Linked DNA regions of Homo sapiens: region 2 is linked to region 1. Evidence: read pairs that join two places in POLR2A ChIA-PET (ENCODE). Cell type or tissue: HepG2. All regions are shown on one strand.

Region 1 (5,000 bases):
ATTTGTCATGAGATGAGCTTTCCACCATTCACACTACTTCTGTGCCCACCACGCAGTGATGGAGTCACCAGTGTCTTCCTCGAGGCCTCATATTGGCCCCTGGAGTCAGACAATGAGCATCAGATCAGCGGCCACACCAGGTATGGATTGGTGACCAGCTGTGTGTGGACCTTGGGCAAGTCCCTTCCTCTCTCCTCCTGAGCCTGTTTCCTCTTTGTTGTTGTTGTTGTTGTGGCAGGGTCTCAAGCTTTTGCCCACGCTGGAGTGCAGTGGCATGATCTCGGCTCACTGGAACCTCTGTCTCCCGGGTTCAAGCGATTCTGCTGCCTCAGCCTCCCGAGTAGTCGGGACTACTGGCACATGCCACCACGCCTGGCTGGTTTTTTTTTTTTGTTGTATTTTTAATGGAGATGAGGTTTCACCACGTTGGCCAGGCTGGTCTCAAACTCTTGACCTCAGGTGATCCACCTGCCTCAGCCTCCCAAAGTGCTGAGATTACAGGCGTGATCCACCATGACCGGTCTTGTTTCCTCATTTGTGAAACAGAACCACAAGAATGACAGCCTCAGAGGTTGTTGTGGGAATTAAATTATGTCCAGCCATGTTTGGCAAAGAGGAAGAGCCCAGTAAATGTCCTTGGCATCATGATTTGGTGTCTAACTCCACCATTGTCAAACAGCTGCCTGGGATCCTGTGATTCAGGCCTCTGAGATCACATCCTGGAATTTACATATGATACGTGGATTTGAGAAGTGTAGCTCAAAGGTTATCTGGGTTCCACAAATGAGGAAGTAGGACGATTTCACCAATTTGGGATGACAGGCCATTCACACTGCATGAAACTTTCTTTGGATCTTCAAGCAGCCTGTCACCCAGGGTCCCTTCTACTTCTGGTCCCCACTCTGAGCAATGATGGAATGATGGAATAAGAAGCTTCTAGTAGCATGGCTTGGGGAAACAACTTTTCAGAGGTGCTAAAAAGAAGTCAGCCTGGGCAACATAGCAAGACCTCATCTTTACTAAAAATAAAAGAAAAAAATAGCCAGGTGTGCTGGCACACTGTACCCCAGCTACTCAAAAGGCTGAGGCAGGAGGATTGCTTGAACTCTGGAGGCAGAGGTTGCAGAGAGCTATGATGGCACCACTACACTCCAGCCTGGGTGACAGAGTGAGACCCTGACTCAAAAAAAAAAAAAAAAAATGAGGAGCCTTAGAAATTCCAGTTTTTTTCCATTGTTTTGTAGCAGAGAAAGAGGTTTAATTGTAGGGCCACCAAACAAAGATGTAAGAGGAAACCTCAAATCTGTCTCCCCGAGAAGCTTGAGAATTGAGAATTCCTTTTTTTTTTTTTTTTTTTTTTTGGAGATGGAGTCTCGCTCTGTCACCCAGGCTGGAGTGCAGTGGCATGATCTCGGCTCACTGCAGCCTCCGCCTCCTGGGTTCAAGCAACTCTCCTGGCTCAGCCTCCTGAGTAGCTGGGATTACAGGTGTGCACCACTGTGCCCGGCTAATTTTTGTATTTTTAGTAGAGATGGGGTTTCACCATGTTGGCCAGGCTAGTCTTGAACTCCTAATCTCAGGTGATCCGCCCACCTTGGCCTCCCAAAGTGCTGGGATTACAGGGGTGAACCACTGTGCTCAGCCAAGAATTCCCATTTCTTAATCAGGCTACCTGGGTGGTGGAAGCATGGGCTCAGGTCTTGGCTGGGGTCTCTAGCTGTGTGACCTTGGACAAGTTTCTTCACCTTTCTGAACCTCAGTTTCATCATCTCTAAAATGGGAATTTTACTGTCTGCCACCTGAGCTGATGCTGTTTAGCAACTGAAGTAGAAACCAAACCTAAAGCTCCGGCTGCCTGCGCTGAGATTTGAGATTAACCAGGGCAAAGGGCTGATGAGGTGGAGGATCCAAGGGTAGAGGAATTTATGGCAGCCAAGGGTTTATGGTTTTGATATGGGTTTATTAAGCACAATTTAGGACTGAAATAGTCTCCTCTGGCCTCCACCCCCCCCCCCCCGCGCTTGTCCCCGATGGCGGCAGCATGAACAAGGCCTCCGTTGCAACGTTATCGAAAACATTTCCTGGTGCTGACTAGTGGAGGGAAGGCACAGGGGAAGGCGGGAGCGGCCCTAGGGATCAGGTAGACAGCGAATGGGTGCTCTGAAGCCTGGAGAGTTTAATGGTTAACTTCTCGCTAAAAAGGGGCGCATGAAGAGTTCACTTGTACTCCTCATGTAACGGGAGCTCTCACAGTTACTGTGATCTCATTCCATTGAATCCTGACATCTGCCCTGGAGGGAGATATCATTCCCACTTTACAGATGAGGCTCGGAGTGGTGGAGTGACCTGCCCAAGGTTACGCTGATCAGCAAAACGTGTGCTTCCCAGACCAGAACTTTTGTCCCCTCCCTTAAGGAAGAGGTGAAAGGATCGCCCTGCTCTACCCTCATCCCCAAGGAGGATGTCCCCATATGTAGGCATCCCATGGTCCAGCCATTGCCGAATGCTGTGGTGTGCTGGTGAATGTTAACAACGGGCTCTCCAGGAACAAAAGCCCGGATTTGTAGAGTTTGCTAGTCCTTGTGGTGTAAACACTCCGGCAATAACCAATTTCAAGCTATCAGTGTGGCACTGGCAAACATGGAGTTGGGAAGAGAAGCTAACAGTCAGTTCTCACAAGCCAGCTCCAGCACAACCCCGAGTGAATGGAACGCTGTGGTCTGTGGTGACCGAGACACAAGGCCACCCTCCTGTAATAGTTTAGCCTTGGAGAGAAGCCCAGTGGCTACAGATCTGGCTGGAGATTCTCAAGTGCATCTCTTGCTTTTATTCTTTTTACTTATTATTTATGTTTTGAGACAGAGTCTTGTTCTTTCATCCAGGCTGTAGTGCAGTGTTGCATTCATAGCTCACTGCATCCTCGAACTCCTGGGCTGAAGCAATCTTCCCACCTCAGCCTTCAGAGTAGCTGGTACTATAGGCACACACCACTATACCTGGCTAATTTTTAAATTTTTTGTAGAGATGGGGTCTCCTTATATTGCTCTGGCTGGTCTCGAACTCCTGAGCTCAAGTGATCCTCCCGCCTCAGCCTCCCAAAGTGCTGGGATTACAGAGGTGAGCCACTGTGCACAGCCTTGTTCTAGAAAAAAAAACAAAAAACAAAACAAAACAAAACAAAAAAACCACTTGCTTTTATGAAATGTCCCCACAGCTACTCATCTTCCATTGCTGGCAGATTGAGGTGACCCAGCAAAAGGTTCTGTCTTGAACCTTGGTGGAGGATGACAGACCCTTGGACCCTCTTGCCATTCTTCCAGATCTTGCCATTGCACTCTCCCCTCATCACTCCCCTCTTCAAGAAGGGGGATCAACTTTCACTCTCTCGATATACTAAGTACTTGGAATCAAGAGACCAGGGTTAGATGTCCACCTCTGCCTTCCAAGAGAAGTCACTTCCCCCAAGCCTCAGTCTCCTCATCTGGAAAGTGGGAGTAATCATGTCTAACTGCTTACCTCTTGATGTGAAGACTGAAAAATTATAATGGACACAAAAACATTCTGCACATCACAAAGAACTATAAAACTATTCTCATTCTTCCTTTAAAAAAAATTTTTTAACCCCCAAGTAGAACCAGAAGATTCAGTCTTATTTCTGATACCTGAAAGAAAAGATACTTATCCAAGGACTTAGAAAACATATGCGCCATTTATTTTGTTTTATAAACTTTTGTTAAAACACAGAAGAGTAAGAAATGTTTTTTGTTTCTTTGCCCCATCAGGCGGCAGTGATGGGGGCTCAGGGGTCAGCGCAAGACCTAATGACATTCACACCCACAGAAAGATGTGGGTCGTTCTGATGGGACCCAGCCCGCTTTGATAATTGCTTGATGTAAATTTCACAATTCATCTTAATCAGGGCAGATCACAGAAAAATTTGGCAAAAGTAATTGGCTTGGTAATGACAAGAAATAGAAGAGCGTTCATTTCTGACCCTCTCCTCTCCTCTGTCCACTCTCAGGAGAGCCATGCGGATTTTTAGAAGCTCCTGAGACCCGCCTGAAGATCAGGGTGTCTTGGTGGGGAAATTGTGCCCACGCTTGTCCCCCCAGCAACCCTCTGTTTGTCCATCAGATTTTATGTTTTAGGACCACAACTCAAGTAGCCAAAAAAAAAAAAAAAAAAAAAAAAGAGAGCGAGAGATTTTCTAATATCATGTCAGCTTAGAGTCAAAAAAGTAAACTTTGTTTTGTGTTTCTCACATTACAATAAAGTTATTAAGGTGGAATGGGTTTCTCCTCCAGAAAGGGGTAGATTCCCAGCAGAGAACTGACCCCCTGCTCCAACAGATTGTTCCCATGAAGGGCCACTGTTGCCCACGGCACTCCATGGGACATTCTTATCTCAACCTTTCTCCCAAGACAGAGGTCTGAGCAACGCTGGAGGGAGGAGGTGGAGGAACACAGTGGGAATGACCACAATGCCCAGAAATGGTTCCAGCCTCCCTGCCTTACCGCAGACCAGGCTGAGCCGTCTGGCAGGGATTTCAGGGGCACTTGAGTGAGGTGGTGGGGGAAGGCTTGGGAGCTCTGAGCAGGGCACAGTCTCCGCTGGGATTGGGGGCTTGGCTGGGACTGCCGTAGGGATGTGGTGATTCCTCCCTGACACATTGCCCCAATACTTCTCCACGCCTCTTTCTCATAAAAAACAATCACTAATGGTGGGATTTCTGGGCACTGGGGCACTGCCTCCAACCACTCAGAGGGGTCAGTGTTGAGCAGGGGGCAGGAGTCGGTCCAACAGTTTCCCTCCTACCTAATCACACCTCCAGCCCCATAACACATCCCTTTTGTTCACACTGGTCAGTGGCATTTTCCAGAATGTCCTCAAAGCCACCAAGATTCCACATGGATGACATGCTGGTCGCTCCATCCTGGGGTCTAATGCTTCCAGAATGCACCTGGAGTGACGGTCTCCGGAGCAGCCCTCAAACCCAGGCC
Region 2 (5,000 bases), 180 kb after region 1:
GGACAAGTTAAGCATCCAGAAGAGGCAATGCAGCGTCATGGGCAGAACCTGAACGGTGTTGTTTCAAATCCCAGCTTTACACTTATTTGCTGGATGACTTGGCTTTACAAGTAGCTTTACTTTTTTTTTTTTTTTTTTTTTTTTTTTTTTGAGACAGAGTCTCGCTCTGTTGCTCAGGCTGGAGTGCAGTGGTGCGATCTCGGCTCACTGCAACCTCCGCCTCCTGGGTTCAAGCGATTCTCCTACCTCAGCCTCCCGAGTAGCTGGGATTACAGGAGCATGCCACCACACTTGGCTAATTTTTGTATTTTTAGTAGAGATGGGGTTTCACCATATTGGCTAGGCTGGTCTTGAACTCCTGACCTCAAGCGATCCACCTGTCTTGACCTCCCAAAGTGCTGAGATTATAGGTGTGAGCCACCATGCCTGGGCAGCTTTACTTCTTTGTGCCTCAGTTTCCCCTCTTATCCAGTGGGAGTCCTATAGTAATTGCCTCGGAGGCCCGCTGTGAGGATGAAATTCCTTAGTCCCTGTGGAATGGTGCCTGGAACACAGTAGGGGTAATGTGTCTTAGCTGCTGGTATGAGGGCAGGTTTTGGAGGCAGACAGACTTTGACTTGGAAGCCTAGCTCTACTGCTTATTTGCTGTGTGACCTTGAACAAGTCACTTGCTCTCTCTGATTTCTAGCTTCCGTGAAGTGAGGAATGCAAGTGTGAGGTTGAAATGGGCTGTTGTGGAGACAGCCCCAGCACAGAAGGTTAATACATGAGTTCTAGCATCACTTATTACACACACACACCACACACACACCCTGGTGTGTCCTAGAGTACTTCATGCCCCACCCTCACAGTGAACATAAACACCTCCTCCTGTTTGGTGGATCATGGGAAGGGAAGGGTAACTTGCCCTGAAACACCCAACATTCATTCACAGACTTATTTGCTCCATTAGCCAAGAGCAGGTCCTATAGGTGGGGCGCATGGTGCAGGTAGAGACCCTGGGCTAGGAGGCAGGGACTCAAGTCCTCATCTTGGATCTGCCATAGCAATGCTGTGTGACCTTAGAGCTATCACTGCCCCTTTCTGAGCCTCCTTTTTCTCATCAGCAAAACAAGGGGGCTGGATTCAGTGTTCACAGAGTGCCCCGCAGCCCTGCTGCAAGCTGACACTACTACATTCACAACCTTGCAGGAGGCAGGAGACAGGGCTGGCTCTGCTTCCCTCCTCGGCAGTGGGAGGGAGCTTCTCGTTCTGTCTGAGAGAGGGGGAAAAACTGTTGCAGAGAGTGAGCAGCCTGGGGGCAGCATCTGTTTGGGTCTGAGTGTGAGTGCGTGTGTATGAGTGAGCAAATGTGTTTGCGTGTCTGCGTGTGTGTGAGTGTGGGTGTGCATGGAAGAGTGTATGAGTAAGTGTGAGTATTCAAGGACTGTGTGAGTGTGGATGTGAGAGTGCACATGTGTGTACATGTGAGTGTGTGCCATGTGTGTTCCCGGTCAGTGTGAGTGTGCATGCGTGGGAGCAGGTATGCATGTGTATATTTGAGCTCATGGGCGGCCTGTGCCCTGGAGAAGCCCAGAGTAGTGGAGACTGGAGTTTGGCTGGAGCAGAAAGCCCCCTTCTCTTGTCTTTACCTGGCCCTCCATCCTCCAGGCCAAGCTGGGACCTCTGAATGGGTGGAAACAGAGTCCAAACCAGGCCTTTGCCCTTGGTAGGGCCAGACAGTTGGCCTTCCATCTTGGCAGGGCACCTGCCTCCAGGGGCCGCTCCCATGCTCTACCCTGGGTCTCCCATGAAAGTATCAGGGCTGCTATTTGGGGAGGGGACTATATCTTTAGAGGCATGATAATCCTGCTTGGAGCTGCTTTGGGGTCACCCTGGCAGGCGGCCAAGGAGACTTTCACCTTTAGCTGAGCTACAGGCCAGAGCCATGTGTCACCCTGTGGAGGAAGGGGACCCAGAGAGGAAGCCAAGCCTAAGGGAAGGGCATTCAGCTACCAAGGCCATCTGCCATCTCTGCCCCCTGGAGGCTGGACCAGACCTAGGTGGTCACCACTTAGTGTGATCAGACATCAACCATCTCTAGGTAAACGAACTTCCCTGTTGGTGCCTGAAAATCACCCACAGTGCCGCATTGTCATGGGTCAGGCACTGCCTCTCCTCACCCAGGCCCTTGTTTATGTGATGGGCTGGGTTGTTGTCTCTGCCTAGTCATTTAGTTGCGGTGTGACTTTGTATAAAACACTTAGCATCTCTGACCTCAGTTTATTTCAAATTCTTTTTTTAAAAAAATTAGTAGGCCTTATTTTTAGAGCAGTTTTAGATTTACAGAATCAAATGGCTTTTTAACATAACACCTTACAGCTTGCAAATCCATCACTTTTCACCACTTGTTTATTGAGTGCCTACTATGTGCCAGGTCTTGTTGGAAACTTAGCAGTGAACAAAACAATGATCCCTGCCCTCAGGGAACTGACATGTCCGTGGGGGCAGGCAGATGGTAAGCAATTTGGTCTGTCAAAAGACGGTGAGTGCGTCCAAAAAAAGAGAAAATAGAGCAGGGAAGGGGAATCGGGGTACCATGGTGTCAGGGATAAAGGTAGCAATTTTAATTAAGGTGGTCTATTAGGGCAGGCCTCTCGAGAAGGTGGCCCTTGAGCAAAGGCTTGAAAGAAGTGAGGAAGTGGTCCACACAGGGACCTGGGGAAGAGAGCTTCAGTCAGAGGGAACAGCCAGTGCTAAGGCTCTAAGCATGTTGGACATACTCAAAAGATAGCAAGGAAGCCAGTGTGTCTGGAGCAGAGCAGTCAGGAATAGACGAGGAGGGTAGGAGCAGAAAGGGTTGTGCATAGGATTTTTTTTTTTTTTTTTTGAGACAGGGTCTCACTCAGTTGTCCAGGCTGGAGTTCAATGGTGCAATCTCAGCTCACCGCAACCTCCATCTCCTGGATTCAATCGATTTTCCTGCCTCAGCCTCCCAAGTAGCTGGGACTACAGGCATGCACCACCATGCCTAGCTAACTTTTGTTTTTTGTTTGTTTGTTTGTTTGTTTTGAGCTTGAGTTTCGCTCTTGTTACCCAAGCTGGAGTGCAGTGGTGCAATCTCGGCTGACTGCAACCTCCGCCTCCCAGGTTCAAGCGATTCTCTTGTCTCAGCCTCCCGAGTAGCTGGGATCACAGGTGCACACCACCACGCCCAGCTAATTTTTGTATTTTTAGTAGAGACGGGATTTCACCATGTTGGTCAGGCTGGTCTCAACCTCCTAACTTCAGGTGATCCGCCTGCCTTGGCCTCCCAAAGTGCTGGGATTACAGGCGCGAGCCACCACGCCCAGCCTGTATTTTTAGGAGAGACAGGGTTTCACCTGTTGGCCAGACTGGTCTCAAACTCCTGACCTCAGGTGATCCACCCACCTTGGCCTCCCACAGTGCTGGGATTACAGGTGTGAGCCACCACGCCTGGCCGGGTTGTGCACAGGATCTTTTAATCCACACTCCCAGGCCAAGGGGTCCATGAATTAATTCAGGGGCTCCTTGAACTAGGATGGGAAAATTACATGTTTATTTTCAGTAATCTCAAACTGACAGTTAGCATTTTCTTCAATTATGAATGTAGGCGATAAAGTAGGGTAGCGTTTAGCAGTGCCTGCAATATTGTCACCACTAGGAATCAGATATTTTCATCACTTCACAGTTGTTGCAGTTGTCTCAAAATATCATGCGCACTCATCACGACTCCAACATGACAGTTGTTATGAGACCGGCCACCAGACCGTGTTATATAAGGGGTTAATAAAGAAACATAAATATTATTATATAACGCCGTACTTCAATACGATTGGTTTTCGTTCTAATCTAAAAATCCTATACATTTTATTTTATTCAATTAAAAACATTATTCTGAGAAGGGCCCATAAGCTTCCCCCAACTTAGGTCTTGACTCAAGCAAGGTTAGGACCCTGCAGGAGGGCCTGAGGCCATTGAGAGGACTCTGGAGTTTTCCTGAGGGACCTGGGGAGCCACTGCAGGCTTCTGAGCAGAGAAGCAGGGAGATGCATCTCGTTGCTGCCCCCATCAGCTTTCCTCTCTGGGGCTCCTCTTAGGTGAAGGGAGGCGGTACACGGTCAAGTGCAGCATGGACAAGTTGGAGGGTCAGCCCTAAGAGTTTGAAAGGCAAGGGCAGGGTGGGAAAGAGAACTCATCCTTCACCCCCTTGCTTCTCTCCTGCCATGCCTGGGTGTCTGAACTGGCCTCTGGCAGGCCCCAGACTTGGGTCTCTTGCCCCTGGGATCTGAAGGCTGGGCCAGGGGCCCTCCAGAGGTACATCCAAGACAGGGCAGACCCTGAGAGGAGGCAGTAAGGGAACCATGAACCAGGCTTGCTGCAGGGAGCCAGAGACGACCCTCAGAGACTCACTCTGGTGGAAATAACAGCAGTAACAACAGCCAACTCTTATTATCACCTCCTCTGTGCCAGGCACTATTGTAGAGCTTTACATGCATTAGATCTTAATCCCTATGAATTCCAATGAAATTGGTACTAGTACCTCCCAGTACCCTCACTTTTAAGAAAAGGAAGCAGGCACAGAGATTGTAAGTAACTTGCCCAGTCACACAGCTAGGAAGTAGCAGTCTTGGTTTTTGAAAAGGGGCAGTTGTGAGGACAGATGGATGCCCCAAAGTCAACGGGCACCGAGAGGTAGGGCAGTTCTTCCTGCCTGGTGAAGGAGGAGGGAGGCACGTTGTATCAAACATCTGGTTCATTTCCCTGCTGAGAAAACTGAGGACCAGAGAGGGTCAGGTCACACAGCCAGTTAGTGGGACTGGCAGCACTAGAACCTTGGTCTCCTGACTCTATGCTTTTTTGCCCCTCCTGGCCTCATTCTTCCCCACAAAGGAGGAGGAGGCTGGGGGCAGGAACAGCCTCAGAAGCATCCTAACATTGACCTTAGGCATTTAGAGCCTCCTTCAAACCCTGTGGCCCCAAGCAATGACCTATGATAG

Evidence for each region. ChIA-PET counts read pairs that join two places held together with the same protein. Peaks named below come from ENCODE experiments on the same cell type or tissue, not always from the same donor. Only the 100,000 strongest peaks of a DNase experiment are listed, where the experiment ranks them.
Region 2: POLR2A ChIA-PET joins it to region 1 with 5 read pairs; 2 of 35 experiments call an interaction of 5 or more read pairs at or near these places.

Annotation. Positions count from the first base shown.
Region 1 is chr20:44,431,536-44,436,535 of GRCh38, reverse strand. It overlaps HNF4A (hepatocyte nuclear factor 4 alpha), which reads right to left. Exons shown (of 10, transcript NM_175914.5): 10 at 3,691-5,000. Among named protein-coding and RNA genes, the nearest start is that of LINC01430, 17 kb to the left of the region's middle. In HepG2, a CTCF peak has its summit at 4,774; DNase peaks (open chromatin) are centred at 725, 2,175, 2,645 and 4,845; H3K4me3 peaks cover 685 bases.
Region 2 is chr20:44,250,692-44,255,691 of GRCh38, reverse strand. All of the region lies in intron 1 of GDAP1L1 (ganglioside induced differentiation associated protein 1 like 1), which reads right to left. Among named protein-coding and RNA genes, the nearest start is that of GDAP1L1, 5.9 kb to the right of the region's middle. In HepG2, a CTCF peak has its summit at 2,027 (motif pointing left); a DNase peak (open chromatin) is centred at 1,991.